Linked DNA regions of Homo sapiens: region 2 is linked to region 1. The links are chromatin loops, found by intact Hi-C in ENCODE. Cell type or tissue: natural killer cell. All regions are shown on one strand. Links, peaks and the distances in the headings refer to the core of each region. The heading gives the core; the rest is flanking DNA.

Region 1 (15,160 bases), core at 2,290-10,289:
CACCGGAAAGTAAGTACATACTCACTATAAGTAAAAGCTTCAGCCTGGCCAGCATAGTGAAACCCCATCTCTCCTAAAAATACAAAAAATGAGCCAGGCACGGTGGTGCATGCCTGTAATCTCAGCTACTCGGGAGGCTGAGGCATAAGAATGGCTTGAACCCAGGAGGCAGAGGTCGCAGTGAGCCAAGATTGTGCCACTGCACTCCAGCCTGGGCAACAGAGCAAGACCCTGCCTCAAAAAGAAAAGAAAAGAAAGGAAAGGAAAGGGAAAGGGAAAGGGAAAGGGCAAGGGAAAGGGAAAGGGAAGGAAAGGAAGAAAAGAAAGAAAAGAAAGAAAGAAGGAAAGAAAGAAGGAAAAAAAGAAAAAAAGAAAGAAAGAGAAAGAAAGAAAGAAAGAAAGAAAGAAAGAAAGAAAGAAAGAAAGAAAGAAAGAAAGAAAGAAAAGAAGGAAAGAAGGAAAGAAGGAAAGAAAAAGCTTGGGCTAGGCACAGTGGCTCAAGCCTGTAATCCTAGCACTCTGGAAGGCTGAGGCAGGAGGATCACTTGAGCTCAGGAGTTGAAGACCAGCCTGGGCAACATAGTGAGAAACTATCTCTGTTAAAAGAAAAAAAAGAAGAAGAAAGAAAAAAAAAAGAGGCTGGGCATGGTGGCTCACGCCTTTAATCCTAGCACTTTGGGAGGCCAAGGCAGGTGGATCACCTGAGGTCAGGAGTTCGAGACGAGCCTGGCCAACATGACGAAACCCCGTCAATACCAAAAATACAAAAATTAGCCAGGTGTGGTGGCGGGCACCTGTAATCCCAGCTACTCAGGAGGCTGAGGCAGGAGAATTGCTTGAACCCAAGAGGCGGAGGTTGCAGTGAGCTGAGATCACAACACTGCACTCCAGCCTAGGCGACAGAGTGAGACTACATCTAAATAAAAATAAAGAAAGAAAATAAAAGAAAAAGGCTAATTATTAGTTATTAAGCTTCCTTAGAACAGGCTACCTGGGGAGGAAGGAAGCTCCCCATCACTGGGGATATGCGAGCAGAGGCAAAGTAATCAATTACAGATATGATGGACTAGCTTGCTTCTTTTATTCCTAGGGCTGGCCATTTCTGGGATACTCTGAGTGGGAAATTCAGAGCAAATATAAAAATTCCAAGGTGGAACCAACACCGTAGGCTCAGGCAGTGGGGACAACATACCCTCAGGGTCACAGACCTAGTACTGCTCCAGAGGGACCAAGTACTCCAGCAACTATCTATATCTTAATTCCCTAACTGGTATGCCCAGAACAGGTAATAGGTATGCAAGGTATGCAATAACCTAGCTAATAGGGTATTGATGCCATCAGCCCTTGGGGTCAGCCATAAGGGGCAGAGCAAACAGCCTAGTCTGTTTAACTCCATATACTATACAAATATTATAATTTTGCTTGGACTATGATTGACTTATACCATGCCTTCCTTTCCCCAGGGCACTGGGCTAGGGAGTCTTAATCATTTATTCAACCAACACTTTCTGGCCAGGCACAGTGGCTCACGCCTATAATCCCAGTGCTTTGGGAGTCGAGGTGGGAGGATCACTTGAGGTCAGGAGTTCAAGACCAGCCTGGGCAACAGTGTGAGACCCCGTCTCCACACACATACACAAAAATTAGCTGGGCATGGTTGTGCATACCTATTGTCCTAGCTACTCAGGAGGCTGAGGCAGGAGGATTACTTGTGCCCTGGTGGTTGAGGCTGCAGTGAGCTATGATCATGCCACTGCACTCCAGCCTAGGCAACATGGCGAGACCCCATCTCCACAATTTTTTTTTTAATTAAGCTGGGTGTAGTGGCTCACATCTGTAGTCCTAACTACTCAGGAGTCTGAGGTTAGGAAGACTGCTTGATCCCAGGAGTTTGAGGCTGCAGTGAGCTATGATCATGCCACTACACTCTGGCCTGGGTGACGGAAATGAGACCCTGCCTCTAAAACAAATAAAAAAACCCAAATACTTTCTCACTCAAATGCAGTGCCTGCCTTCAAGGAGATCCCCATCTGGTTGGGAAGACAGACACAAATATGATGTGATAGATAACACAGGGAACTGTGGGCACCCAGAGGAGGGAGTGATTACATTAGCCCCAAGGAGGATAGGGAAGACATTTTAGAGCTAGCGGGGCAGGGTTTTGCGGGATGATCAGGAGTGGCTAGCGTAACAGGAATATCTGATGCATTATCTGAGATAATAGGTACTAGGTCATGTACTAGGTCACAAAAGGGTACTCCTTCCCTTCAGATCGCCTGTTCGCCCTTTTCGTCCAGTTCTTTCTAATAGCTCCCAGCCCCAGGTCTCATCAGATTGGGTGTCCATACCTCAACACCCATGTCTACCCACTGACAAATCAGGAGGAGAGGAAACTCCAGTCACATGAAGTAAAGAAGTGGGGCTCCACCCCATACTCACAGCTAGACCCCACTGCTAATCCTAGCCATTTCTCTGAAGCAGATGCTCTTTACATGAAGTGGGGATCCAGCTGGCTGGGGCCTTCAGAACTCTGAGGGACCCCAATGGTCCATGCGCAGAATCTGCCTCTTCTCCACCTAAAGCCCCTAGGTTAAGTTCATTTCCTGCCCTGCCTTCCAACCTGACAGTCTCTTCCTCCTCCTCCTTCTGCTCCTCACATTTCATCATCCTCCCTAAACTACCTTCCTATCCTTCTTCTACCTAGAGCTCTACACTAGCCCTGGGAAGGAGCAGGACAGGAATTATCAACCCTATTTTATTTTTTAGAAATGGGGGTCTCACTATGTCATCAGGCTGAAGTACAGTGAGAAAACCATAGCTCACTCCAGCCTCAGACTTCTAGGCTCAAGCAATCCTCCCACCTCAGGCTCCTGAGGAGCTAGGACTACAGGTGCATACCCCCATGCCCAGCTAATCAATTCTATTTCAGACATGAGGAAACTGAGGCTGGGTCTCTGTCTCAGGTAATATAGAGTCAGTAAATGAATTACAAGTATAACAGAGTTTGACATATGTCCCACCCCACTTACTTTGATATCCTAGAGAAAGTGGTCTTACATCTTTCTTCCTGGCCCCGCACCCCATATCCCTGTCCAGAGGGTACACAGACATCTATGGAATCTTAGAGGCCACGGGACTCACCCCAGGACACATACACACGTACATAATCAGATCTCCATACAGACAGGCACAGATATAGTCTCTCTCACACACGACCCACTCAAACCCATTATATACAGTCATGACCCTCACAATCACACACACATATACTGAGTCACATTCCTACAGAGACAGGCACAAGCCCATAGTGCTACATTAAGAGGCCCAAAATACCCTCTAGCCCAATCCTGTTCTCTCTCCACTTCCCAGAAACCCTGGGGTTCCAGAATCTGCTCTTCTATGAAGTAAGGATTTGGCTCTAGGTCTGCCCTCTGGACAGGGATATGGGGCGCGGGGCCAGGAAGAAAGATGTAAGACCACTTTCTCTAGGATATCAAAGTAAATGGGGTGGGACATGTGTCAAACTCTGTTATACTTGTAATTCATTTACTGACTCTATATTACACTTCAGTGACTCCAGCCTCCAGAACCTCACAGAAGGCAGAGGGAGACTAACCCTTGAGATTTCAATTTGCAGGCATCCCCCCAGCAGCCCCGTATGTTTGATGGGCCCCAGTGGAGAGCTGGCTAATCTTGTTAAAAGATATTCAAGATCTAAAGAAGATCCAGATCGGCCTGAATATGAGGTATCAGTGTCCCCATGCCCTACCCCACAGTGTGTGGCCGTTGTCTCCTTGAAGTGGAAGAGCAGGGACCAGAGGATGCAGAAGAGGAAGGCGACAAGTGGACAGCAGACCGTGACCAGGGCCACCATGGTGAAGCGGAGCCGTACCAGGGTCCCATCCCGATCCAGTGGTAGTGGGACCTGGTACATCTTGTCAGACCTGGGGATGGAGTGGCATGCTGTCAGGGCCCCAGGCAGCCAGGCTGGCACTCAGTGATAAAGTCAGCCCTTGTGCTCAGTCCTAAAATTAGCTGTGTGCTGTGGGGTGGGGAGTCTGAGGAGGAAGGCACCTAAACTTGGATAGCTCTTGCCCTGGATGAGGAAGACTGACTCAGAATCCCAAGACAACATTCCACCTCAATTTCAGAGGGAAGACAATGAACCAAATCTGTGCTAGGATAAAGCTTGAATGGACTGGGAGAGCTTCTCCTCACTCCTCTCTGCCTAGCTTGACAGGCCTAGGACTAGAGAAGCTGCTTTAAATAAGTGTCTCTCTTTATTTCAAGAACCAACCCTAAAACCTACCAGTGGATGGCATGGCCCATCTCCTCCCCCAGGCCTTTGAGCCTCGGCCCAGCCTCCAGGCTTCAAGGCCTCTCATCAGCTCTCATTTGCTTCCCCACTGGCCCAGGGCCCTCCTGCACCTTCAGTCCCTTCCCAGGCTCTGTGTGCCTGCACCGCAGTCCACAGTGGCAGGGATTCCATGGAAGCTGACAGAACCCCAAGCCCCCTGCTTGTCCCAGCCTGCTCCCTCACGTGCCCCCAGGGTGAAAGGCTTTGCAGAATCAGGCCTGGTGCTAGCCTGGGATTGCTGTTTGCTGGAGAGAGCTGCTTGGTCAGCTTCTGGAGGCTTCCCAGTGCCCAGGGGGCTGTCCACATCACCCTCCTGTGAACAGATGAGGGTTCCTGGGGGCTGTGATTTCCCCCTTAGATAAGGGTAGCTAAGGTCAGGAACTATAACAAATAAGTGTATACCAACAATCCTAGCCCAGCTCCGCACAGTATACAGAAGGGAAAGTTGGAGCAGGAATCTGCTCAGGATCACATAACAAAGAGATACATGTGGGACCCACGAAGAGTTACACACTGCAACTCTGGCCTTCCTTGACCCCTTCCTCTCTGTGTCTGAACTTGAGAAAGGTCAGGTTAGGACTGGAGTGAGAGAGGCAGAAGAGGCACCTGTTCACAGGAGGAAGAAAAGGAAAAACCAAAATCTACATAGATGAGGCAGTTAGCCCTATTCCCATTGTAAAGATAGAGAAACCAAGACACTCAGAGAGAGAGAAGGGCTGGCTCTTCCTCAAAGCCCTGTGCTGAGCTGAAGGGAAAGCCATCCCTGGAACGTTGGCTTGTTGTTGCCAAGCTAGGGCTGGCTCCAGACACATAAAGAATATACCCTTCTGGGCTCAAAGACCTTGTCAAATCAAGTCCCAACTCTTCCTGACCCCACCCACAAGACTCTCCCTTTAGTCCCACCCTCAAAAAGAACCCTGATCTCAGTTAGGTTGCCATCCTGGCATTCCAGAACAAGCCAGGTGGCTACGCCTCCACATTCTCACCCATTTTCCCCCAGCTGCCAGACCTGATCAGGCAGCCTGCTCCAATTGCTCAAGTTCCTCTCTCCCTTTTAGGAGCATCAGGGATCCCAGGGAGCTGGAAGTGGCTCTGGTGACCCTCCCAGAAAAAAAACACATTCCCTGGATCATCCCTAAATGGACTCTAAGTCCCTTAGGGCCCTAGATGGGGAACATTTTCCTCACCCAGCCCAAACCTAGACTCTGCAGTTGCAGTAGCACTAGTCTTCCCTCCCAGTATCCCTCCCTGAAGGCTGCAGCTCTAGATCCCTGAGGAACCACTAGGATTCCCAAATTGAAGACTAGATCTTCAGGGAATGAAGAGGCACTGCCCAAATCAGGAGTTGATGAGGAGGTTCAAGGGATAATCCATTCCAATTCTTGGAGGTATGCCTGGCCTCCCATTTAGCTGTGTGACCTTTGGCAAGCCACTTAAGCACTCTAGATCTGTTTCCACAGTTCTGCAACATGGGAATCACATGGTTTAGATTACCTCTAAGGTCCTTCCAACTTGGTCATTCTACTCCACACCTCAGGGTGGAGCTGAAGGGCAATTGTTCAGCCTGCAGATAGTTCTACATTCCTCACAGGTACTACTTAGCTGAAAATTGCTTTCTTTGGAGCTACCTCAGCTCCAAAGTCCCTAGAGATCTCCTCAGCCTCGAGTCTGAACCCACATTTACTGAGTGCCTACGGAATACTAGGCCCCCTGCTCTGTACTTGATATACATTGTCTCTTTTAATCTCACCATAATTCTATGAGGTAGGTGCTACAGCCTGTATATTTCCATTTTACAGATGAGGAAACTGAGGCTCAGGGAGGTTCAAAACACTTACTCAAGGCCAAGGCTAATAAATGGCACAGCTGCCATTCAAAACTACTCTATGGGGTTCCAACCCCGGGGCCCCATCCTCCCCACCTAGGACTCCTGACCAGGAGGCCCCGCGGAATAAAGGGAGAGCTCAACCCCTGCACACCCGGCCCCACGCTGGGGAGGGAGAAGAAGGGGGCCAGCTCGGCAAGTCCAGAGAGCAGCAGTTCCTGGGAAACAGAGTGTGTGCGATAGGACGGCAGGTACCAGGACTCCCACAGCGTGGGGCCCGGCCCTGCAGAGGCCAGACCGCGCGGCCAAGCTCCCGAGTGGGGCTGCCCGGCAGCCCAGCACATCCATGCCCATACTCACCCACGCGGTGGTGGCGAGAGTGCCGGCGGAACCCGGGGGCCCAGGTGGCCCGGGGTCGGGGGCTGGCTCTGCGGGCTGGTCAGAGCGCGAACGGCGGGGGCGGGGCCGGCGCTCTCGGGGCGGAACTTAGAGAGGAAACTGCGCCCAGATCCTCCGCTGGCTCCTCCCCGCTTCTGGAGACCCCGACCCCTGGCTCTCCTCCTCAATCTGGCGTGTCCTCAAACCATGCTTTACAGCCCGGGTCTGCCCCCACTAATTTCGGCTGCGTGAGGGCAGCCGGAAGAGCTCTGGATACCTGAGTTTGAGCATGTTGGATAAGCCACCTTGTCGCCTTACCTCTCAGCTGCGTTCCATCTACCTGTTGAAAGAACACAAAATTAATTCAACAGGGGCCGGATTTCTTTCTCATCCGCCCGTCTCTCCTGCCTCGCACCTCCATTCTAACCGAACTATCCAGCCTCGCCCTTCTGAAACATTAAGCCAGTTTCCTCCCAGCCCTGGCGCCCCTCCCCCAAACTTTGCTCGTCAGGGCGGTTGGGGACATTTCAGCAATGGGAAGAGCACCTTTGCAGGCAGTGAGACCCGGTGAGGCACATCCCAGAAACTCTGGCCTAGAGCTGTTCCCGCCTTTGTTCAGGAGAGGGCGCCCTGTCCTACGTAGCGCAGAAAGGATTTCCAGCCACCAGCCTTGGGTCTCCCCACAATGAGAGGATTGATCCCCCAAAACCAGCTGCCAGAGTTCCCTCCCTACCCTGACCATGACTGACCCATGAAAGAACTTGAGGGGGACCCCTGGCTCCCTTTGCAAAGACCATCCCAGCCCAACAGGGAAGGAGGGTGAAGGGACCAAGAATTCCTCCTGCAAGCACACTGGTGGGTAGTCAGAGCATCTGCAGCGGGTGGAGGACCTCTAAGTTAGCCATACCTAACATCGCACTTTTCCACTTAAATCCTCACAGCAATAACACATTCTGAACACCCAGTATATCCCAGGCACTCTTACTTCTTATCTCATTTATTTAATCCTCATAAAAACCCTGTGAGGGCCAGGCGCGGTAGCTCACGCCTGTAATCCCAGCACTTTAGGAGGCCGAGGCGGGCGGATCACCTGAGGTCAGGAGTTTGACACCAGCCTGGCCAACATGGCGAAACCCCGTCTCTACTAAAAATACAAAAATTAGCCGGGCACGGTGGCGGGCGCCCGTAATCCCAGCTACTTGGGAGGCTGAGGCAGGAGAATCGCTTGAACCCGGGAGGCAGAGGTTGCAGTGAGCTGAGATCGTACCACTGCACTCAAGCATGGGCGACAAGAGCGAAACTCCATTAAAAAAAAAAAAAAAAACCTGTGAAAATAGATACGATCTCGGCTCACTGCAACCTCCGCTTCCAGGGTTCAAGCGATTCTCCTGCCTCAGCCTCCCGAGTAGCTGGAATTAACAGGCGCCCGCTACTGCGCCCAGCTAATTTTTGTAGTTTTTAGTAGAGGCGAGGTTTTGCCATTTTGGCCAGGCTGGTGTCAAACTCCTGACCTCGTGATCTGCCCCCGCCTTGGCTTCCCAAAGAGCTGGGATTACAGGTGTAAGCCACCGCGCCTGGCCTTTTTTTTTTCTTTCTTTCTCTCTTTTTTTTTGGAGACAGAGTCTCACTCTGTCACCCAGGCTAGAGTGCAGTGCCACGATCTCGGCTCACTGCAACCTCCACCTCCCGGGTTCAAGCAATTCTCCTATCTCAGCCTCCCGGGTAGCTGGGAATACAGGCGGCACCACCATGCCCGGCTAATTTTTGTACTTTTAGTAGAGATGGGGTTTCGCCATATTGGTCAGGCTGGTCTCGAATTCCTGACCTCAGGTGATCCACCTGCCTTGGCCTCCCAAAGTGCTGGGATTACAGGCATGAGCCTCCGCCAGTAGATACTATTTAATATCCTCATTTTACAATGGAAAACAGGGAAACCAAGTTACCTACTTACACAGCTAATACATGCCAGAACCAGGACTCAAGTCTGGTACCTGAGATAATTCACATAATCCACTATATGCTGTTAATGCCACTTAGCATTTGTTGATTAATTTGCCAGAGCTCTTTTTCATGTGTTCACTTTTGTTCATTCACCCAGTCTAGGCCCTCTCTTTGACAGGCCTCATGTGGAGCAATGGTGGAGGACCCAGAGATACCTCAGACGCACTCTGAGGGGCTCCGAAGTCTGGAGAAGGTGCGCACTCAGAGTGTCTTGTTCTAAAAACTACTTTTCTTGATTTTGAGTTCTCCCCTATCCTGTTCTTTAAGGTCCCAGGACAAATGGACTAGCAAAACTTTACAAAAAGAACTACCTCTCTCCAAATTTGGCAACTAGATTCAGGTTTTCTGCCTTGGGGCTTCATGTCATCCTCTTTGTCTAGCTCCAACCAGGGGTGTCTGCTCCTGGCTATTGTTCCCTATCTTGACACCTTGTCTGTTCTCTTGGCCCTAAGTACCATTCCCTGAGGCTGGGTCCCCTCTCCCTGCCTCTAGACTACCCCCAATGCCCAAACCTTGAGGTGCTCTAATTTAGATTAATTCTTTAATTCTCTGGTGATTTGGGAAATATGGGCAATTCTCCATATAGCCCTGAGCCTCTGTTTCCTCGTCTATAAAATGGTTTTATTTATTTATTTAAAACAAGGTCTCGCGGGGGCGTGGTGGCTCACATCTGTAATCCCAGCACTTTGGGAGGCCAAGGTGGGCGGATCACAAGGTCAAGAGATCGAGACAATCCTAGCCAACATGGTGAAACCCTGTCTCTACTAAAAATACAAAAATTAGCTAGGCGTGATGGCGCGCACCTGTAGTCCCAGCTACTTGGGAGGCTGAGGCAGGAGAATCACCTGAACCTGGGAGGCAGAGGTTGCAGTGAGCCGAGATCGCGCCACTGCACTCCAGCCTGAAGACAGAGCAAGACCGTGTCTCAAAAAAAAAAGGTCTCACTGTCTTGCCCAGGCTGGTCTTGAACTCCTAGGCTCAAGCGATCCTCCTTCCTTGGCCTCCCAAAGTGCTGGGATTACAGGCATGAGCCACCGTGCCCAGCCTGTAAAATTGATTTAGGAATATCCACACTGGGTGTGGTGGCTTACACCTGTAATCCCAGCACTTTGGGAGGCCAAGGCAGGAGGATCACTTGAGCCCAGGAGTTCAAGACCAGCCTAGGCAACATGGCAACAGCATCTGTACCAAAAAATACAGAAAACTAGCTGGGTGTGGTGGCACACACTTGTATTCCCAGCTACTCAGGAGGCTGAGGTGGGAGGATTGCTTGAACCCTGGAGGCAGAGGTTGCAGTCAACTGAGATCATACCACTCCACAACAGCCTGAGTGACAGAGCAAGACCCAGTCTCAAAAAAAAAAAAAAAAAAAAGAATATCCACATCATAGGGTTGTTGTATTAGAGGTAATGTAGCAGTGTGCCAGCCATGTGGGAGGTACTCAGTACATGATGGTCATTATGATTAGACATGTCAGCCACAGTGTGAACTCGTCCTGAACTTTTTTTGTATTGTCTGACCTTGGCTGTCACCGACCCTTTCTGAAATCTCTTTATTTCACTATCAGTTTGAAAGACCTCGCCTACCTTGATTTATGTGAGGGAAGATAAAAGAAATAAAAAGAGTTCTTGGGCCGGGTGCGGTGGCTCACGCCTGTAATCCCAGCACTTTGGAAGGCTGATGTGAGCAGATCACCTGAGGTCACGAGTTCGAGACCAGTCTGGCCAACGTGACAAAACCACATCTCTACTAAAAATACAAAAATTAGCCAGGCCTGGTGGCGGGCGCCTGTAATCCCAGCTACTTGGGAGGCTAAAGCAGGAGAATTGCTTGAACCCAGGAGGCGGAGGTTGCAGTGAGCCAACATTGCGCCACTGCACTCCAGCCTGGGTGAGAGAGCGAGACTCCACCTCAAAAAAATAAATAAATACAAATTAAAAATAAAAATACAAAATACAAAAATAAAAAGAAAATATTTGTTGGGTTGATTTAATGGAACTGGGTTTTGAAGAATGGGCAGTATTTAGACAGGTAAGCAGAGATTGAGGAATTGCTAGAAAGGGGACACAGTGAGCATGGCTGGGGTAGGTATAGAGGCAGGGACATAGACTGCTAAAGACATCCAGCTTTAGACCAAGCTCTGCCACTGCCTCCTGGGAAGCCTCAGGAAAATCAGTGTCCTTCCTGGGTTGAGGAGGAGTTATTCTTGTTCTTCTCAAAGATCTTTTTCATGACCAAGACATCCTTCCTGGATGGCTTTAAACCACCCACCCCCAGCTCACTCATCTTGCTCTAGCCTCACTCTGACTCAGATAGCAATTAAATCTTCCCCTGTTCATCTGCTTGCTTCCCTGTTCATCTAGCTTGGAATGTTCTCTCTTCCTGCCTCCATCTCAGGAAACTCTATCCTTCCGTAAAGGTATTTATGAGCATGACACTTTGGTAAGTTAAGAATGCATGTGGTAATTTCTAGGGAGATCACTAAAATAATACTAATAGGAAAAGAGAATTTAACTTTCAAACTAGTATAGTGGGAAAAATGGGCTGGGCATGGTGGCTCATGCCTGTAATCCCAGCACTTTGGTAGGCTGAGGCAGGCGGATCGCCTGAGGTCTGGAGTTTGAGTCGAGTCTGGCCAACATGATAAAATCTTCTTTCTACTAAAAATGCAAAAATTAGCCAGGCGTGGTGGCACGCGCCTGAAGTCCCAGCTACTAGGAAGGCTGAGGCACGAGAATCACTTGAACCTGGGAGGCAGAGGCTGCAGTGAGTCATGATCGCACCACTGCACTCCAGCCTGGGCGACACAATGAGACTGTGTCTCAAAAAAAAAAATATATATATATATAGCAGTAAATTCGTTAAATGCATTAGACTAAATGTTCTGGTTAAAAGCCAAAGTATTGGCTGGGCACGGTGGCTCAGGCCCATAATCCCAACACTTTGGGAGGCCAAGGCAGGTGGAACATTTAATGTCAGGAGCTTGAGACCAGCCTGGCCCACATGGTGAAACCTCATCTCTACCAAAAATATAAAAATTAGCCTGGTGTGGTGGTGGAAGCCTGTAATCCCAGCTACTTGGGAGGCTGAGGAACGAGAATTGCTTGAACCCAGGAGGCGGAGGTTGCAGTGAGCCGAGACTGCACCGCTGCACTCCAGCCTGGGTGACAGAGTGAGACTCCATCTCAAAAAAACAAAACAAAAATGGCCGGGTGCGGTGGCTCACGCCTGTGATCCCAGCACTTTGGGAGGCCGAGGCAGGTGGATCATGAGGTCAGGAGATCGAGACCATCCTGGCTAACATGGTGAAACCCCGTCTCTACTAAAAAAAAAAAAACAGGGCCGGGTGTGGTGGCTCACGCCTGTAATCCCAGCACTTTGGGAGGCCGAGGTGGGCGGATCATCTGAGGTCAGGAGTTCAAGATCAGCCTGGCTAACATGGTGAAACCCTGTCTCTACTAAATACACAAAATTAACTGGGCATGGTGGCGCATGCCTGCAGTCCCAGCTACTCGGGAGGCTGAGGCAGGAGAATCGCTTGAACCCAGGAGGCGGAGGTTGCAGTGAGCTGGGATCACACCACTGCACTCCAGCCTGGGTGACAGAGTGAGACTCTGTCTCCAAAAGAAAAAAAAAAAATTAGCCGGGTGTGGTGGCAGGCGCCTGTAGTCCCAGCTACTCGGGAGGCTGAGGCAGGAGAATGGCGTGAACCCGGGAGGCGGAGCTTGCAGTGAGCCGAGATGGTGCCACTGCACTCCAGCCTAGGCAAAAGAGCCAGTCTCCATCTCAAAAAAAAAAAAAAAAAAGAAACAAAACAAAATACAAAGTATTCTGCCCATGTCATAGACAAGGAATTGGGGCAGAGAAGGGTTAAATAACTTAGGCGAGATATAAAAAGTAGCAGATCTACAACTTGAACTTAGCTCTGACTCCAATTCTGCTGCTTCTCTGGAAAGAAGTCTCATCCTTCCACAATTCTGCAGTCCTTACAGATCTGTCTCCTCCCTAACCACCAATCCTTCACAGCTGCATACAGTGAGTTCTCAAGCCATGTGTATGATACTGGGGCTCCTAGGACAAAGCTGGACTTTCCTTGGCCAGAATAGTGTTGAGCTGTGGACATCTCTGGGCTCTTGATGTCCAGGACAGGGCTTGGCTCCAAAAGGGTTTGTAAGCATCAAACTCCTTGTCTTTAGAACGGAAGAAGGAAGATGATGATACCTAAAAGAGGTGTTATCAGAATTTAGACAGAGTAGGAGTGTGGGAAGGAACCCCTGGCTTCACAAAGATGTCCTTCCCCAGCCAGGAATTCTGGGAATGATGAGCCATGGGCTACTTGCCTACCAAAGTACCCAACAACGTATCTTTAGAAATCACCAAAGTCACAGGAAATTCTTCCTTGGAGTATTCCTCATCCAGTACGTATTCCTCCAGTCTTTCCACAAGTATGCACTATTTCCCTGCACATCTACTTGTACTTTGGACTGAATGTACTCATTTGCTTACTCATTCAAGACATTTCTTTCAGAACCATTTTATAGCAAAAAAAAAAAAAAGGAAAAGGAAAAGAAATAAAAGAAAAAAAGACATTTCTGAGTCCTCTTTCAGTGTCAGAATCAATGTCTTAGAATATTTAGAATGGGAACTCAACATTTTTATTTATTTATTTATTTATTTATTTAGAGACAGAATCTCCCTCTGTCACACAGGCTGAGGCTGGAGTATGGTGGTGCAATCTTGGCTCACTGCAACCTCCACCTCCCGGGTTCAAGTGATTCTCCTGCCTCAGCCTCCCGACTAGCTGGGATTACAGGCGTGGGCAACTATGCCTGGCTAATTTTTTTATTTTTAGTAGAGATGAGGTTTCGCCGTGTTGGCCAGGCTGGTCTTGAACTCCTGATCTCAGGTGATCTGCCCGCCTCAGCCTCCCAAAGTGCTGGGATTACAGGAGTGAGCCCCCGTGCCCGGAAACTTTTTTTTTTTTTTTTTTTGAGATGGAGTCTTGCTCTGTCACCCAGGCTGGAGTGCAGTGGCGCGATCTCTGCTCACTGCAAGCTCCGCCTCCTGGGTTCACACCATTCTCCTGCCTCAGCCTCCCGAATAGCTGGGACTACAGGCGCCTGCCACCGCGCCCGGCTAATTTTTTGTATTTTTAGTACAGACGGGGTTTCACCATGTTAGCCAGGATGGTCTCGATCTCCTGACCTTGTGATCCGCCCGCCTCGGCCTCCCAAAGTGCTGGGATTACAGGCTTGAGCCACCATGCCCGGCTGGGATACATTTTTAAATAATGCAAACAATACCATTTATTGAGGCCTTATCTGTGCCAGGTACTATGCTAAGTGCTTTAAATGTATTCTCTCTTTTAATGCTCACTACGACCCTGTAAGGCAAATGTGGTTGTTATCCCCATTTTATACAAAAGAAAATTGAGGTTCAGAGGGATTAGGAAATTTGCCCAAATTTCTTTTTCTTTCCTTTCTTTTCTTTTTTTTTTGAAGACAGACTTTCACTCTTGTTGCCCACGCTGGAGTGCAATGGTGCCATCTCAGCTCACTGCAACCTCTGCCTCCCCGGTTCAAGCAATTCTCCTGCCTCAGCCTCCCAAGTAGCTGGGATTACAGGCATGAGCCACCACACCCGGCTAATTTTTTGTATATTTAGTAGAGACAGGGTTTCACCATGTTGGCCAGGCGGGTTTCGAACTCCTGACCTCAGGTGATCCACCTGCTTCAGCCTCCAAAAGTGCTGGGATTATAGGCGTGAGCCACCATTCCCGGCAGGAAATTTGCCTAAATTTCTTTTTTTTTTTTTTTTTTTTGAGACGGAGTCTCACTCTGTGGCCCAGGATCGAGTGCAGTGGCTCGATCTCAGCTCACTGCAACCTCCGCCTCCCAGGTTCAAGCAATTCTCCTGCCTCAGCCTCCCAAGTAGCTGGGACTACAGGTATGTGCCACCACGCCCGGCTAATTTTTTTGTATTTTCAGTAGAGATGGGGTTTCCTTCTGTTAGCCAGGCTGGTCTCGATCTCCTGACCTCGTGATCCGCCCACCTCGGCCTCCCAAAGTGCTGGGATTACAGGCGTGAGCCATCCCGCCTGGCCCAAATTTCTTAATTAAATTAAACTGAATTAAATTAAATTAATAAATAAATTTAAACTGAATTAAATTAAATCTGCATCCAAATTTAAACCAGGGTTCTCTGACTCAAAGTCCAACACCTCTACTAATCCCCCACTGAAGAAAATAATTCACTCATTCGTGCATCAAATATCTAATGTGTACCTACTATGTGCCCTGCCTTAGGGACACCAAAATAAGTCAGTAGAAGAGAGCCTTAAAAATAATTGGGCTTGGAGATTAAAGGGCAAGAAATCAAATGTTCCAGAGGGCAGTTATGAAGCTACTGTAACTATCTAGGGAGAGTTAATGACTTTCTAAAGTCCAGCAAAGGCAAGGGAGTGTGGTTGTAAAGTAGGGGTGTTTTGGATGGAGGAGTTGGGGGAAGATGGCTGCAGTCAGTTGTTTAAAGTAACTTTACTATTTGGCCAACCATATATTGATTTTCTTCTTCCTTCAAGTATCTACTGAGCACCTACA
Region 2 (15,160 bases), core at 4,216-12,215, 53 kb after region 1:
ACTTTAAAAAGTGAATTCCCTATTCAGCAAGTCTATTAGCACAATATTTTTCCTTTATTAATGCATAAGTAAAATACATTGTTAAACATAGGATGATGCAGACTGCTCATTGGAAATGAGTATAGTTTCTCATTTAGAATTAAGGCTTTTGGCTGGGTGCAGTGGCTCACGCCAGCATTTTGGGAGGCTGAGGCAGGTGGATCCCCTGAGGTCAGGAGTTCGTGACCAGCCTGGGCACATTGTGAAACCCCATCTCTACTAAAAATGCAAAAATTAGCCAGGCCTGGTGGCGTGCCCTTGTAGTCCCAGCTACTTGGGAGGCTGAGGCGAGAGAATCACTTGAACAGAGGCTGCAGTGAGCCGAGATTGTGCCACTGTACTTCAGCCTGGGCAACAGAACGAAACTCCGTATCAAAAAAAGGAATTAAGGCTCTTTAACATAACACTCGTACCTCGGTCCGTGTTGATTTATTTTCGCTGATTATTTTTGGTTACTTGATTCTAAGTTCACTCCCCAGCTTGATACTGATTAGTTCTTTTCACCTAAATCGTTGAAAATGAAGGACCTAGACATACTATTTTGCTTCTCAGTGTTGCAACCCTGACATCTCTTAGAGCACAAGAGTTAAAGTCTTATTATTTAATAGACGCCTAAGACCTTGGAGTTCATCATCCTGGGAAGAACAGGGGCTTAAATATAGGTTTGAACTTCTGTTCCTACCATTCAGGAGCTGTGGCACCTTGGGCAAGTTTTAAAATGCTCTGAGCTTTTTGAAAAATATACTCCCTGCTTTTCAGGGTTGTTTTGAAGGAAATAATCTATATAAGTTATTTAGCCTAATATCTGTCATATAAGCTTGAAAAAATGGTAACTTTTTTTTTATTACTCTGAGATTCGTTACGGAAACTATTACAGGATATCTTTTAATCTATATAAACTTCTTTGCAGGGATTATTTGGAGTAACCCAAGCCTCACAGCCTGGAGGTCTTTTTGGGACAGCTACAAACACCAGCACTGGGACAGCATTTGGAACAGGAACAGGTCTCTTTGGGCAGACCAATACTGGATTTGGTGCTGTTGGTTCGGTAGGTTTCTGCAGTTGACTGTAATTTGAAGATGTGTGTAAATTTGTTAAAAGGAATTTTCTTCTAAGGATTTGACTGTTTTGCAGGTATTTTTATTGGGTGTATTATTGCACCAGCCTAATATGATTTGATTCTGAGAACAAAAAATTATTTGATATAAAATGAAATTTCAGGTTAACTTCAGGTTTGTTTTCAATTAGTAAATTCTTTCCCTTTTAAAATTTCTTTGCCTCAGTGCTTATGTGCATCATACTTCTGATAGCATTGGTTAAATTGTTGAGTCTAAATTGAAATTCTTTTGCTTTATTTGAATCAGATAATTTTTAACTCCTAGTTCTTCCCTCTTTTGTAGGTGATAAATTGGTATGATGTTTGGGAATGAAATGTTTTTGGGGTTGATCAAATTGTTGAAATTGTTGAGGTACTCATGGAAGAAACTTTGAACTTGCTATTGTGAGTAGGTTAAAAAAATTAAAAAAGAGCCAGGCGCGGTGGCTCACGCCTGTAATCCCAGCACTCTGGGAGGCCGAGGTGGGTGGATCACCTGAGGTCAGGAATTCGAGACCAATCTGGCCAACATGGTGAAACCCCGTCTCTCCTAAAAATACAAAAAAAAAAAAAACCACTAGCTGGGTGTGGTGGTGGGTGCCTGTAATACCAGCTACTTGAGATGCTGAGGCAAGAGAATCACTTGAACCCAGGAAGTGGAGGTTGCAGTGACCCGAGATCGCGCTATTGCACTCTAGCCTGGGCAACAAGAGCAAAACTCTGTCTTAAAAAATAAAAAAGGAACACAAAGTCCCTAAAACATATGGTCCTGTTTTCATGGAGATTGAAATTTCTCTTTTCTTTTTTTAAACTTTGGACAGATAATTGAGGTAAGAAATTGAGAAAATTATATAATGCTTCAAGACATTCTAGTACTTCTGTTGTTGTTGTTGTTGTTGTTGTTGTTTTTGAAACCGAGTCTCGTTCTGTTGTCCAGGCTGTACTGCAGTGGCATGATCTCGGCTCACTGCAACCTCTCCCTCCCAGGCTCAAGCGATTCTCGTGCCTCAGCCTCCCAAGTAGCTGGGATTACAGGCGTGTGACACCATGCCAGGCTTTTGTTTTGTTTTTTGTTTTGTTTTGTTTTGTTTTTTTGAGACGGAGTCTCGCCTGTTGCCCAGGCTGGAGTACAGTGGCGTGCGATCTCGGCTCACTGCAACCTCTGCCTCCCGGGTTCAAGCAGTTCTCTGCCTCAGCCTCCCGAGTAGCTGGGATTACAGGCGCCCGCCACTGCGCCCAGCTGATTTTTGTATTTTTAGTAGAGAATGGGGTTTCACCATGGTGGCCAGGCTGGTCTCGAACTCCTGACCTCGTGATCCACCTGCCTTGGACTCCGAAAGTGCTGGGATTACAGACGTGAGCCACCACTCCTGGCCTTAATTTTTGTATTTTTTAGTAGAGGTGGGATTTTGCCACGTTGGCTAGGCTGGTAACTCCTGGCCTCAAGGATCCTTCCGCCTTGGCCTTTCAGAATGCTGGGATTACAGGCGTGAGCTACTGTGCCCGGCTTCTAGTACTTTCTAGTGACAGATTTATTGATGTATAGTCCACATGCCATACAATTTGTCTCTTTAAAGTGTATAGCTAGGTGATTTTTAGTATATCAACAAAGTGTGCAACTATCACCATATTTAATTTTAGAACATACTCATTATGCCAAAAAGAAATGCCATAGTCATTGGCAGTCACTCCTGATTTTCCTGTAATCATCTTAAGCCTACTTTCTCTCTATGGATTTGACCATTTTGAACACTTCATGTAAATGGAATCATAATATGTGGTCTTTTGTGATTGATGTCTTTCACTTAGCATAGCATTTTCAAGGAACATCCATGTAGCATGTTCAAAGTTTTTCTTGTAGTGATTTCTTCTGGCAAAGCAAGTATTTGCTACATTTCTCTTAACAGGTAAAAAGATATTTGATGGCCTTGTTATTTTTTTCTTTGCCTCACTGAAATCTGGTTTCATTGGATTCATTGTGTTTCAGTCGTAATCCTTAGGGGTTACCATTAACTTTTCAGGCCAGAAGCATTCCGTGTTTATAAAGTTAATCTTGCCCAGATTATTTTTTGATAGCCTTTATTCATCTTTTTTCTACCTTTTTTATGAATGTTAGGACATCTTTCTCCCACCCCATACCCAACCCAGTATACCTGAGGTAACCTGTATTTAGTTTGGTGTGTGTCTTAATATTATTTTAAATTTTCCTGTATTCTATTCTTTTTAGACCCTGTTTGGCAATAACAAGCTTACTACATTTGGAAGCAGCACAACCAGTGCACCTTCATTTGGTACAACCAGTGGCGGGCTCTTTGGTAACAAACCAACCCTGACTTTAGGAACCAATACAAACACTTCTAATTTTGGTACATATAAAAAGCAGGTTTGGCTCTCTTAAAGTTACACTGACTATACCACACGTTATTCTCCTGATTCGTATGATTGGAAATATTTAAAAGTTCTCAGGTAAGCGGTAGCTTGATGTGAAGTACCAGAGGGAAAGGTTTAAAGTCCTGGATATGGCTTGAGATAATTAGTAGGCATGTAAATTGCCTTTCATTTACTTTGGATTACTTCAGCAATAGCTGAGAAACCATAAAGGAAACACATTTGGTTAAGTAACACATTGTATGAGGCCAGGTTTCAAACCTGTGGTAGCATACAGAAGATAATTGGTTATTCTTATTTTTGTCGTTGTTGGTTTGTTGTGTTGTTTTGTTTTTGTTTTTTTTTTTTTTTTTGGTGGAGAACAGGGTCTTTATATCGCCTTAGCCTCCCAAAGTGCTGAGATTACAGGTGTGAGCCATTGCACCTGGCCTGGTTATTCTTAGTGAAAGTCAAAATATGCCAGGCATCATGGTGAGCACCTGTAGTCCCAGCCATTATGGAGGCTGAGTCAGGAGTATCACTTAGGAGTTCAAGGCTGCAGTGTGCTATGATCACACTTGTGAATTGCCACTGCATTCCAGCCTAGGCAACATAGTGAAAGTAGGTCTCTAAAAAAAATAATAAAATAAGAAAAATAATAGAAGAAAGTTGAAACCTTTCTGATTTGGGGGATTATTCAGTAGTTTATTTTTTACGGTTTCAAAAATTTTGAATGCATGTTCATAGTATGTATATTCATTGTTGAAAATCTGGAAAATACAGAAAAGATTGAACAATAATTTTCAAAACCTTAACCTACTGGGAAAAATGTAAACCAGTTTTATGGAACATGATGATATTATTTTATTTATTTATTTATTTATTTTTGAGGTGTAGTCTCTGTCACCCAGGCTGGAGTGCAGTGGCATGATCTCGATCTTGGCTCACTGCAAACTCTGCCTCCCGGGTTCAAGCGATTCTCCTGCCTCAGCCTCCCGAGTCGCTGGGAATACAGGCACGCACCACTGTGCCTGGCTAATTTTTGTGTTTTTAGTAGAGACAAGGTTTCACCATGTAGGCCAGGCTCGTCTTGAACTCCTGAGCTCAAATGATCTGCCTGCCTCGGCCTCCCAAAGTGCTGGGATTATAGGCATGAGCCACCACACCCAGTCAATATTTTCAATATATCTTATAACTACCTAATTATGTTTTCAAAATTCAGCATCTGTCAGATCAGATATGGGAAGTTTATTCTGTTTGTCGAGGGAAATAGTGGTTCAAGTATTTCTTGAGGATTTTGTGTGCCAGATACATCACTAGGCACTGATAGATTCTTTTTAGGAGTTGAGTACAAAGACATGGTTATTTGGTGTAGGTCAGCAGTTAACAGTTTTTTAATGAGCTTTTGAACGATCCTGTACTGGAGAAAGAGATCATATTAAACATCTATTGGAAGATTAATATGTTTATCAACTACAGGAAGAAGGTAGATAGTTCATTGATAGGTACCAATTCCTAAATTGATGTGTTTGGTTTGATTTTTATAATCCCTTTTAGTCATTTTGCTCATTCACTGCCAGAAATGATTATAGTTCCTATAAACTCTGTTTGAAACAACCGTTTTGAGGCAGTGGACTTGGTTACCATGGGTAAGATACTTGGTGTCTGTCTCTCTCTGTCTCTGTCTCTGTCTCTCTGTCTCTCTCTGTCTCTCTCCCCTCCCTCCCAGGCTGGAGTGCAATGGCACAATCTTGGCTCACTGCAACCTCCACCTCCCTGGTTGGAGTGATTTTCCTGTCTCGGCCTCCTGAGTAGGTGGGATTACAGGCGCCTGCCACCATGCCCAGCTAATTTTTGTATTTAAAGTAGAGATGGGGTTTCACCGTGTTGGCGAGGCTGGTTTTGAACTCCTGACCTCAGGCGATCTGCCCTCCTCGGCCTCCCAAAGTGCTGGGATTACAGGCGTGAGCCACTGCACCCATCCCTACTTATTTCTTTCCTATAAAATTAAAATGGAAAGATAGTTAAGGGTCAGTTAGCGTTTCTCAACCTTTTCTATTATCACTTACCCTTCCCCATGGACCGTTTGTAGACTATTTTTTCATTTTTAAGTTGTACCTGCTGTAATGGGACTGTTTTTTCTTTTTTCTTTCTTTTTTTTTTTTTGAGACGGAGTCTCGCTCTGTCTCCCAGGCGGGAGTGCAGTGGCCAGATATGGGCTCACTGCAAGCCCTGCCTCCTGGGTTCACGCCATTCTCCTGCCTCAGCCTCCCGAGTAGCTGGGACTACGGGCACCCACCACCACCCCCGGCTAATTTTTTCTTTGTATTTTTAGTAGAGACGGGGTTTCTCCATGTTAGCCAGGATGGTCTCGATGTTGTGACCTCATGGTCTGCCGGCATTGGCCTCCCAAAGTGCTGGGATTACAGGCGTGAGCCACCACGCCTGGCCTGTTTTTTCTTAATCATCATCTCCCTTCCCCTGAGATTTTCATACCACGCATATACTGTGTATCTGCTTATGTTGTGTGACTCTCTGGAGGGCCACAAACTATCATAATCTGTGATATTTTAGTCCCTCAAGAACCAATTTCCACTCCCTTTGAAAATGTGTGTTTTTAATAAAGCTCTTTTTTTTGTAGCATGCTTCATGTTCAAAATTAAATATTATTTCTTTTCTTTCTTTTTGAGACGGAGTTTCGCTCTTGTCACCCAGGCTGGAGTACAGTGGCGCGATTTCAGCTCACTGCAACCTCTGCCTCCTGGGTTCAAGCGATTCTTCTGCCTCAGCCTCCCAAGTAGCTGGGATTACAGGCATGCACCACCACGCCCAGCTAATTTTTGTATTTTTAGTAGAAACAGGGTTTTACCATGTTGGCCAGTCTAGTCTGGAACTCCTGACCTCAGGTGATCTGCCAGCCTCGGTCTCCCAAAGTGCTGGGATTACAGGTGTGAACCACCACGCTCGGCATTTTTGTTTTGTTTTGTTTTGTTTGTTTTTTGGGGAGACAGGATCTCTGTCTCCCAGGCTCGAGTGTAGTGGTGTGATCTCAGCTCACTGCAACCTCCGCCTCCTGGGCTCAAGTGATCCTCCCACCTCAGCCTCCTGAGTAGCTGGGACTACAGGCATGCACCACCACACCTGGCTAATTTTTGTGTTTTTGTAGAGACAGGGTTTGCCATGTCACCCAGGCTGGCCTCGAACTCCTGAGCTCAGGTGATCTGCCTGTCTTGGCTTCCCAAAGTGCTGGGATTACAGGCATGAGCCACTGCGCCCAGCCCGTTATTTTTATCTGAACACTATAAGGGTGTTTGTATAGGCTACACTTGATAAAATATATATATATACACATATAGATATAGATATAGATATATAGATATATATATATATTTTTTTTTTGAGATGGAGTCTCGCTCTGTCGCCCGGGCTGGAGTGCAGCGGCACGATCTCGGTTTGCTGCAAGCTCCGCTTCCCGGGTTCACACCATTCTACTGCCTCAGCCTCCCAAGTAGCTGGGACTGTAGGCGCATGCTGCCACGTCTGGCTAATTTTTTTGTATTCTTAATAGAGACGGGGTTTCACCATGTTAGCCGGGATGGTCTCGATCTCCTGACCTCGTGATCCGCTCACCTCGGCCTCCCAAAAGGTTGGGATTACAGGCGTGAGCCACTGCGCCCAGCCGACAAAATTTTTTTAAAGATATATTTGATGTTATATGTGATGTATATTAAGATATATATGATGTCTCCCCAAAAAACAAAAACAAGCCGAGTGTGGTGATTCACGCCTGTAATCCCAGCACTTTGGGAGACCGAGGCTGGCAGATCACCTGAGGTCAGGAGTTCGAGATAGACTGGCCAGCATGGTAAAACCCCATTTCTACTAAAAACACAAAAATTAGCTGGGCATGGTGGTGCATGCCTGTAATCCCAGCTACTCGGGAGGCTGAGGCAGAAGAATCACTTGAACCCAGGAGGCAGAAGTTGCAGTGATGGTTGCAGATTTCTGATTTGCTTAGAGGTTTTTTTTTGGTGTGCGAATATATTTACAGTCATCTTCAGTGATATGAAAATGAAAGGTGTCATCTTTATCTGAGTTGTCTCACCAACTTGTGTGCCGAATTTGAATTGTCTTTTTAATTGTAATTTGTAAAATTGAATTTTACAAGTCGATAAACTTGTCAGTGAGAATCGGAGGAAATGTGTGGTATAAACAGTGTAAGTTGGGATTTATTTCCCTTCTGTGGGTTTGAGATAGTTCACGAGTGTCTTGTTTTCTGCTGCTTATGGGACTGTAAGATCCCTTTTGATTAAATTTTTATTCAAAAAGGAAAAGAATATCTCCAAGTACATTTTTTGTGTTTTCATCAAGGAAAATTGATGATGCTTGAGTAGGCAGCACCCCATTTTTGTGGCATAGCTATTAGAAGAATTAAAGAAGAGATTCAATGAATGTCTAAGTCAAATATATTGCGATTAAGTCAGGTTACTTGATTGGATTTTATTTCATGTATTTATTTTTTTCGAGATGGAGTCTTTCTCTGTCACCCAGGCTGGAGTGCAGTGGCGTGATTTTGGCTCACTGCAACCTTCGCCTCCCAGGTTCAAGCAGCTCTCTGCCTCAGCCTCCCAAGTAGTTGGGATTATAGGCGCCTGCCACCACACCCGGCTAATTTTTGTATTTTTTGGTAGATATGGGGTTTCACCATCTTGGCCAGGCTGGTCTTGAACACCTGACCTTGTGATCCACCTGCCTTGGCCTCCCAAAGTGGCGGGATTACAGGCGTGAGCCACTGCGCCCGGCCTGCTTGCTTGAATTTTAAAATGACATGAAATACGATTGTTTTTAAACTTTTATATTCTTCAGCTTTCTTCTTGATTTTTTTCATTGAGATAATAATCCAAATACTGGCACAACAAAGTATAATATTAGTGATACTTTCATCTGTTCTAAAATAGTCTCTTTATTCTGTTTGTTATCTTTTTGGGCTACTTTTTCCTCCATGATTTTTTTTTTCTTTTGGAGACGGAGTCTTGCTCTGTTGCCCAGGCTGGAGTGCAGTGGTGTGATCTCAGCTCACTGTAACCCTCTGCCTCCTTGGTTCAAGCGATCTTCCTGCGTCAGCCTCCCAAATTGCTGGGATTCCAAGCGTGCACCACCACAGCCAGCTAATTTTTTTTTTTTTTTTCGTGGTAGTAGAGAAGAGGTTTCACATGTTGGCCAGGCTAGTCTTAAACTCCTTTCCTCAAGTGATCCACCTGCCTCTGCCTCCCAATGTGTTGGGATTACAGGCGTGAGCCATCATGCCCAGTGCTTTATGACTTTTAAATGACTTCATATGTTCTGCAAACAGGGTTTTCTGGCTAATGATTTCTTTTCTCTCATGAGAAATTAATGACATATTCATTAATTGTTTTGTTGATATTTATTTACAAAAAGAATAATGAAACTGTGGGCATAGATGAAGAAAAGAAAAGTAATGGCAGCAGTACAGAATAGGATCTTTGTTTGATACCTATGGATTTTTTTTTTTTTTTTTTTTTTTGAGATAGTGTCTCGCTATGTCGTCTAGGCTGGAGTGCAGTGGTGCGATCTCGACTTACTGCAGCCTCTGCCTCCCGGGTTTAAGCAATTCTCCTGCTTCAGCCTCCCAAGTGGTTGGGATTCTGGGTGTGCACCACCACACCCAGCTAATTTGTGTATTTTTAGTAGAGGTGGGGTTTCTCCATGTTGGCCAGACTGGCGTTGAACTTGTGAACTCCAGTGACCTGCCCACCTTGGCCTCCCAGAGTGCTGGGATTACAGTTGTGAGCCACCGTGCCTGGCTGATACCTGTGGATTTTAAAGGGAAATTATAGGATTTTGTTTAAATGGTGGGTCATAGTGAAGAAGACTTCTCACGTGTAATCAGCTACACGTTACTATCCTGGCTAGGTTCATCTATTCAAAATAAAAGCTACTGTGGAAAGTTTTGTAAGTAATTTTTTTCTTAGCAAGGACCTTTAGGTTCAGTTAAAGTGTCTTTGTTGATTGTTTTATTTTTATTTTATTTTGTATTTTTTTTGAAACAGAGTCTCACTCTATCCATGCTAGAGTGCAGTGGCACGATCTTGGCTCACTGCAACCCCCGTCTCCCGGGTTCAAGTGATACTCCTGCCTCAGCCTCCCAAGTAGCTGGGTTTATAGGCATGCGCCATCATGCCCGGCTAATTTTGTATATTTTGTAGAGACAGAGTTTCACCATGTTCCCCAGGCTGTTCTCGAACTCTTGACCTCATGATCCGCCCACCTTGGCCTCCCAAAGTGTTGGGATTACAGGCGTAAGCCACCACACCTGGCCAGTTGTTTCATTTTTTTTAGTACAAGTTAGGGGGAATTAATTTCTCTTCTAAATAAACTTGAAACTTGCATTGAAAGCTTTGGGCCTTACAAAGGCAATGTTCCCAAAGCTCAAGTGTGTTCACTTTGCTTGAATATTGATATTATCCTATATTGAATTGATATTTCTTTATTTTATTTTATTTATTTATTTATTTTTATTTGTTTTCGAGACAGAGTCCTGCTCTGTTGCCCAGGCTGGAGTGCAGTGGCGCAATCTAGGCTCACTGCAACCTTTGCCTCCTGGGTTGAAACGATTTTCCCACCTTAGCCTCCCGAGTAGCTGGGATTACAGGCACGCACCGTCATACCTGGCCTTTTTTTTTTTTTTTTTTTTTTTTTTTTTTTTTTTTGTATTTTTATAGAGACGGGGTTTCACCATCTTGGCCAGGCTTGTTTTGAACTCCTGACTTCAGGTGATCTGTCAGCCTCGGCCTCCCAAAGTGCTGGGATTACAGGCGTGAGCCACCGCGCATGGCCTTTGAATTGATATTTCAAGGCTGAAATGTAATTAAGTAAATATGAAGACTTGTTTGCATATGTGAAATTTTTTTTTTAAGTTATCCTACAAGTTAGGAGTCCTAAATATTAACTGAAAGGTTCACAACTTAAAGTCAGACTGCTTTGTGTTAAACTCCCTTATAGAGGAAATTGAGAGTTATATTAAAAGTACAATCCACTCATTCTTTTGTCTTCCTAGGTTTTGGCACAAATACCAGTGGGAATAGTATTTTTGGAAGTAAACCAGCACCTGGGACTCTTGGAACTGGGCTTGGTGCAGGATTTGGAACAGGTAAGAAACTGCTACCATGAGATCTAGGAAGTGACACAGCTTGACTTTCTAGTTTCTGGAACTTGAGAGATCTGTTTGATTATGTTACTGGAATTAAGAAGTCTACCTTTTCGTTTTTCCAGTTGCGTTTATAAGACATTCCCAGCAGTTATGCTTTACCAGGCTTTAAAATATTGGCATGTTTGTGTTAGAAGCTGTATGCTCCCTTTTCTACAAAATGTCCTCTGATAGTCCTGGTCTTTTTGGGATTTTTAGTATTTAATGTGAGAATTGTCATGAGGACATTAACTTTCAGTTTCCCCATGTTACTTTTGTAACAGGGATTTGAGACCTTAAACTGTTCATCAAAGTAAGCCCTAATAGAAAGGCAGAGCAATAAGAGCACATGCTGATGTAATTCTCCTTTGCAAGGAGAATTTCATTTAGTTCCATTGTCATATAGACCAGTGTCACCCCTTTTCCCTGATTCCTACTGTTAACAACTATTTTTCAGTGCCTTTGAAGATACTGACCCTTCTACCTGCCCAGCTGTTTTTAAACAGCTGGAGCGTGATGATGGTCATAAAATATATAAGTGTTTTAGCATGTACAGTAAAACTAGGTTGTTTAGTTAAACATAGAGTTTTGCCTACTTTTTCAATTCGTTTGACTGCAGGTGTGGTCATTTAGTTGCAAACCATTTCCATAGTCTGCTTCCACTGTCCAGTTAATCTGTTTTTTTTTTCCCCTTCTATCATCTGAGCATTCATCTGTCATTTCCTTCTTTTTTATTTATTTATTTATTTATTTATTTATTTTGGAGATGGAGTCTCACTCTGTCGTTCAGGCTGGAGTGCAGTGGTGCAGTCTCAGCTCACTGCAATCTCTGCCTCCCAGGTTGAAGCAATTCTCCTCCCTCAGCCTTCCTAGTAGCTGGGATTACAGGTGTGTATCACCATCCTTGGCTAATTATTGTATTTTTAGTAGAGATGGGGTGTCACTATGTTGGTCAGGCTGGTCTTGAACTCCTGACCTCAGGTGATCCTCCCTCCTTGGCCTCCAAAGTGCTGGGATTACAGGTGTGAGCCACCGTGCCTGGCTGTCATTTCCTTCTTAATGGAACCTCATTTTGTACTATGATCTGCTTTTGTGGTTTTTATTTTTATTTTTTTCAATTTCCCTTTTTTTTTTTTGAGATGGAGTCTTGCTCCGTCCCCCAGGCTGGAGTGCAGTGGCATAATCTCGGCTCACTGCAACCTCCACTTCCCGAGTAGCTGGGACTACAGTCGCACGCCACCGTACCCAGCTAATTTTTGTATTTTTAGTAGAGACAGGGTTTCCCCATGTTGGCCAGGCTGGTCTCGAACTCCTGACGTCGTGATCCTCCCACCTCAACCTCCCTAAGTGCTGGGATTACAGACATGAGCCACCGCGCCCAGCCTTCAGTCTTCTTTTTAAGATAAAAGGTGTTTTATTTTGAGACAGGTTCTTGCTCTGTTACCCAGGGTGGAGTGCATTGGCATGATCACAGCTCACTGCAACCTCTACCTCCCAGGCTCAAACCATCCTCCCACCTCAGCCTCCCTAGTAACTGGGACAACAGGTGCAAGCCACCATGCTTGGCTAGTTTTTTAATATTTTGGAGAGATGAGGTCGACCTGTTTTGCCCAGGCTGGTCTCGAACCCCTGGGCTGAAGCCATCCTCCTGCCTTGAGCTCTTAAAGTGCTGGGAATATAGGCATGAGTCAGTGCTCTCTGCTTAAGATAAAAGATGTAAGTGCTGGTAAAAAGTTTTTAACAATTCAGAAATTTCATGAAAAGTCCAGTCTTTTTCAGCTGTGAAATGATTAGGGTTGTTTGGCATGTATCTTGTCAGACCCGTTTCTGTGCATTTTTCGGACATGTTTACACACACACACGTCTGTACATACATGTCTTTTATATTTAGGGTTTAGGATTATATTCTTGTTTGTTTTTTGAGTCGGAGTTTTGCTCTTGTTACCCAGGCTGGAGTGCAATGGCACAATCTCGGCTCACCGCAGCCTCCGCCTCCTGGTTTCAAGCTATTCTCCTGCCTCAGCCTCCCGAGTAGCTGGGATTACTGGCATGTGCCCACATGCCCAGCTAATTTTGTATTTTTAGGAGAGACGGGGTTTCTCCATGTTGGTCAGGCTGGTCTCAAACCCCTGACCTCAGGTGATCTGCCCGCCTCGGCCTCCCAAAGTGCTGGGATTACAGGTGTGAGCCATCGTGCCCGGCCTGGGATTATATTTTTAAATGGAAACTACACCCTGTATGAGTGACTTTTAAGCCAGAGACTGAGGTGCATTAGTTGGTTATAATTAATATAGTTGCCTGCAATCAGCATTTGAAGAAAATGAAGTAGAATTAAAAATCAGTAGGCTGGGCCTAATGGGTTATGCTTCTAATCCCAGCACTTTGGGAGGCCTAGGCAGGAGGATTGCTTGACGTCAGGAGTTTAACATCATCTTGAGCAACATAGTAAGATGCTATCAAAAAAATAAAATAAAATAGATATGCATGGTGGCATGTGCCTGTAGTCCTAGCTACTCAAGCAGCTGAATGAGATGTGCTGTGGGAGGATCGCTTCAGCCTGGGAGGTAGATGCTGCAGTGGGTTACGATAGTACCACTGCACTCCAGCCTGGGTAACAGAATGAGACGCTGTCCTAAAACAAAAAACAAAAAAAAAACATTTAAAATGTTAAGGTTAGTATCCTTTTATGAAACTTTGTCTCAGTTGTGTTTGTGTTTATGTGTTTCGGATCTCAGTGATTTTCATTGCATGTGCTGTAGTTGAAAATGTTTGAAAGCACTGTCTTACATAGTGTTCTGTGACTTGTATTTTCATTTCACATAATACCAGTTTTTCTTTTGGTCAGTACATACATATCAATCTCATTTTGAAAAACGCTATTTAGAGCTGGATGAGGTGGCTCATGCCTGTAATGCCAGGTCTTTGGGAGGCTGAGGTGGGCGGATTACTTGGGCAATGTAGGGAGACCCTCTCTGTACTAAAAATGCAAAAAGTTAGCTGGGCTTGGTGGCATGTGCCTGTAGTCCAAGCTACTCGGGAGGCTGAGGTGGGAGAATCACCTGAGCTTTGGAAGTTGAGACTGCAGTGAGCGGTGATCATTCCGCTGCACTCCAGAGAAAAGTCTCATTCCTAAAAAAAATTATTTAGTATTCCATTAAGTACACACAATTTACACACATCATACATATACCATTATTTAACATTTCACCTATTGATGGACATTTATTTGATGATGTTGGCAAAACCCTCAGTGAACATTTTTTGTTACATAATTTTGCAGGTGTTAGTTTATTGTAGGATTGATACATCAAATTGGAATTGCAGTGTTGGAATATACGCATATTTCAGATTTTGGTTGAATTTGCTAATTTGCCTTTCAAAAATACCAGTTTGTGTTGCTCACATTATATACAATGCCCATTTTTCTGTATTTTCCATACTGGGCTTTTTTGTCTTTTCATACATGACAGTAGAAATTGGTACATTCCAGTTTGCACCTCACTGATTACTGGCAAAGGTGAATATCTTTGTTTTTTTTTTTATTTGCCATTTAAGTCAGTTCTCTGTTCATAGTGTTGGATTATTGTTTCTTTTTTTCTGCACCTACCACTAACTTGAGATTCTTGTTAATTTATATTTTATTTATTTATTTATTTAGAGACCGAGTTTCTCTCGTTGCCAGGCTGGAGTACAATGGTGTGATCTCAGCTCATGGCAACCTCCGCCTCCTGGGTTCAAGTGATTCTCCTGCCTCAGCCTCCCATGTAGCTGGGATTGCAGGCATGTGCCACTGCACCCGGCTAACTGTATTTTTTTAGTTAGAGATGGGGTTTCACCATGTTGGCCAGGCTGGTGTCGAACTCCTGACCTCAAGTGATCCACCAGCCTCGGCCTCCCAAAGTGCTGGGATTACAGGCGTGAGCCTCTGTGCCCGGCCTCTTAATTTATTTATTTATTTTTTTTTTGAGACGGAGTCTCGCTCTGTCGCCCAGGCCGGACTGCGGACTGCAGTGGTGCAATCTCGGCTCACTGCAAGCTCCGCTTCCCGGGTTCACGCCATTCTCCTGCCTCAGCCTCCCGAGTAGCTGGGACTATAGGCGCCCGCCACCGCGCCCGGCTAATTTTTTGTATTTTTAGTAGAGACGGGGTTTCACCTTGTTAGCCAGGATGGTCTCGATCTCCTGACCTCATGATCCACCCGCCTCGGCCTCCCAAAGTGCTGGGATTACAGGCGTGAGCCACCGCGCCCGGCCCTCTTAATTTATTTTTAAGGATTCTTTGTGTATTGTGGATATTAACTCTTTTTGGTTATATAATTGTTTTTTTTTTTTTAATGAAAATTCCTCATTATACCCCAGAAAGCATTTCATTTGAGCTTTTCAACTTATCCAACTTCTACCACATAAATTTTGCAAGAAATAAAAACAAAAGCTCTCATTTTGTTGTACAGT

The links. Peaks named below come from ENCODE experiments on the same cell type or tissue, not always from the same donor. Only the 100,000 strongest peaks of a DNase experiment are listed, where the experiment ranks them.
Region 2: it touches region 1 in a loop (2.0-fold over the local background); 7 of 110 quality-filtered maps call a loop at or near these places.

What each region holds. Positions count from the first base shown.
Region 1 is chr11:3,800,034-3,815,193 of GRCh38, reverse strand. PGAP2 (post-GPI attachment to proteins 2) reads right to left here and starts at 6,634. Exons shown (of 7, transcript NM_014489.4): 1 at 6,543-6,634; 2 at 3,770-3,944. The coding sequence starts at 3,934. It overlaps LOC124902618 (a long non-coding RNA gene), which reads left to right. Exons shown (of 3, transcript XR_007062559.1): 2 at 1-9; 3 at 3,638-4,029. RefSeq lists a silencer at 6,384-6,713. In natural killer cell, for the core only: CTCF peaks have their summits at 5,692, 5,899, 6,975 and 7,189 (motif pointing right); DNase peaks (open chromatin) are centred at 5,903, 6,673 and 7,163; H3K4me3 peaks cover 1,333 bases; H3K27ac peaks cover 505 bases.
Region 2 is chr11:3,748,829-3,763,988 of GRCh38, reverse strand. It overlaps NUP98 (nucleoporin 98 and 96 precursor), which reads left to right. Exons shown (of 33, transcript NM_016320.5): 9 at 950-1,087; 10 at 3,363-3,450; 11 at 10,581-10,673. Among named protein-coding and RNA genes, the nearest start is that of NUP98, 41 kb to the left of the region's middle. In natural killer cell, for the core only: no CTCF peak of the experiment used is centred there; no DNase peak of the experiment used is centred there.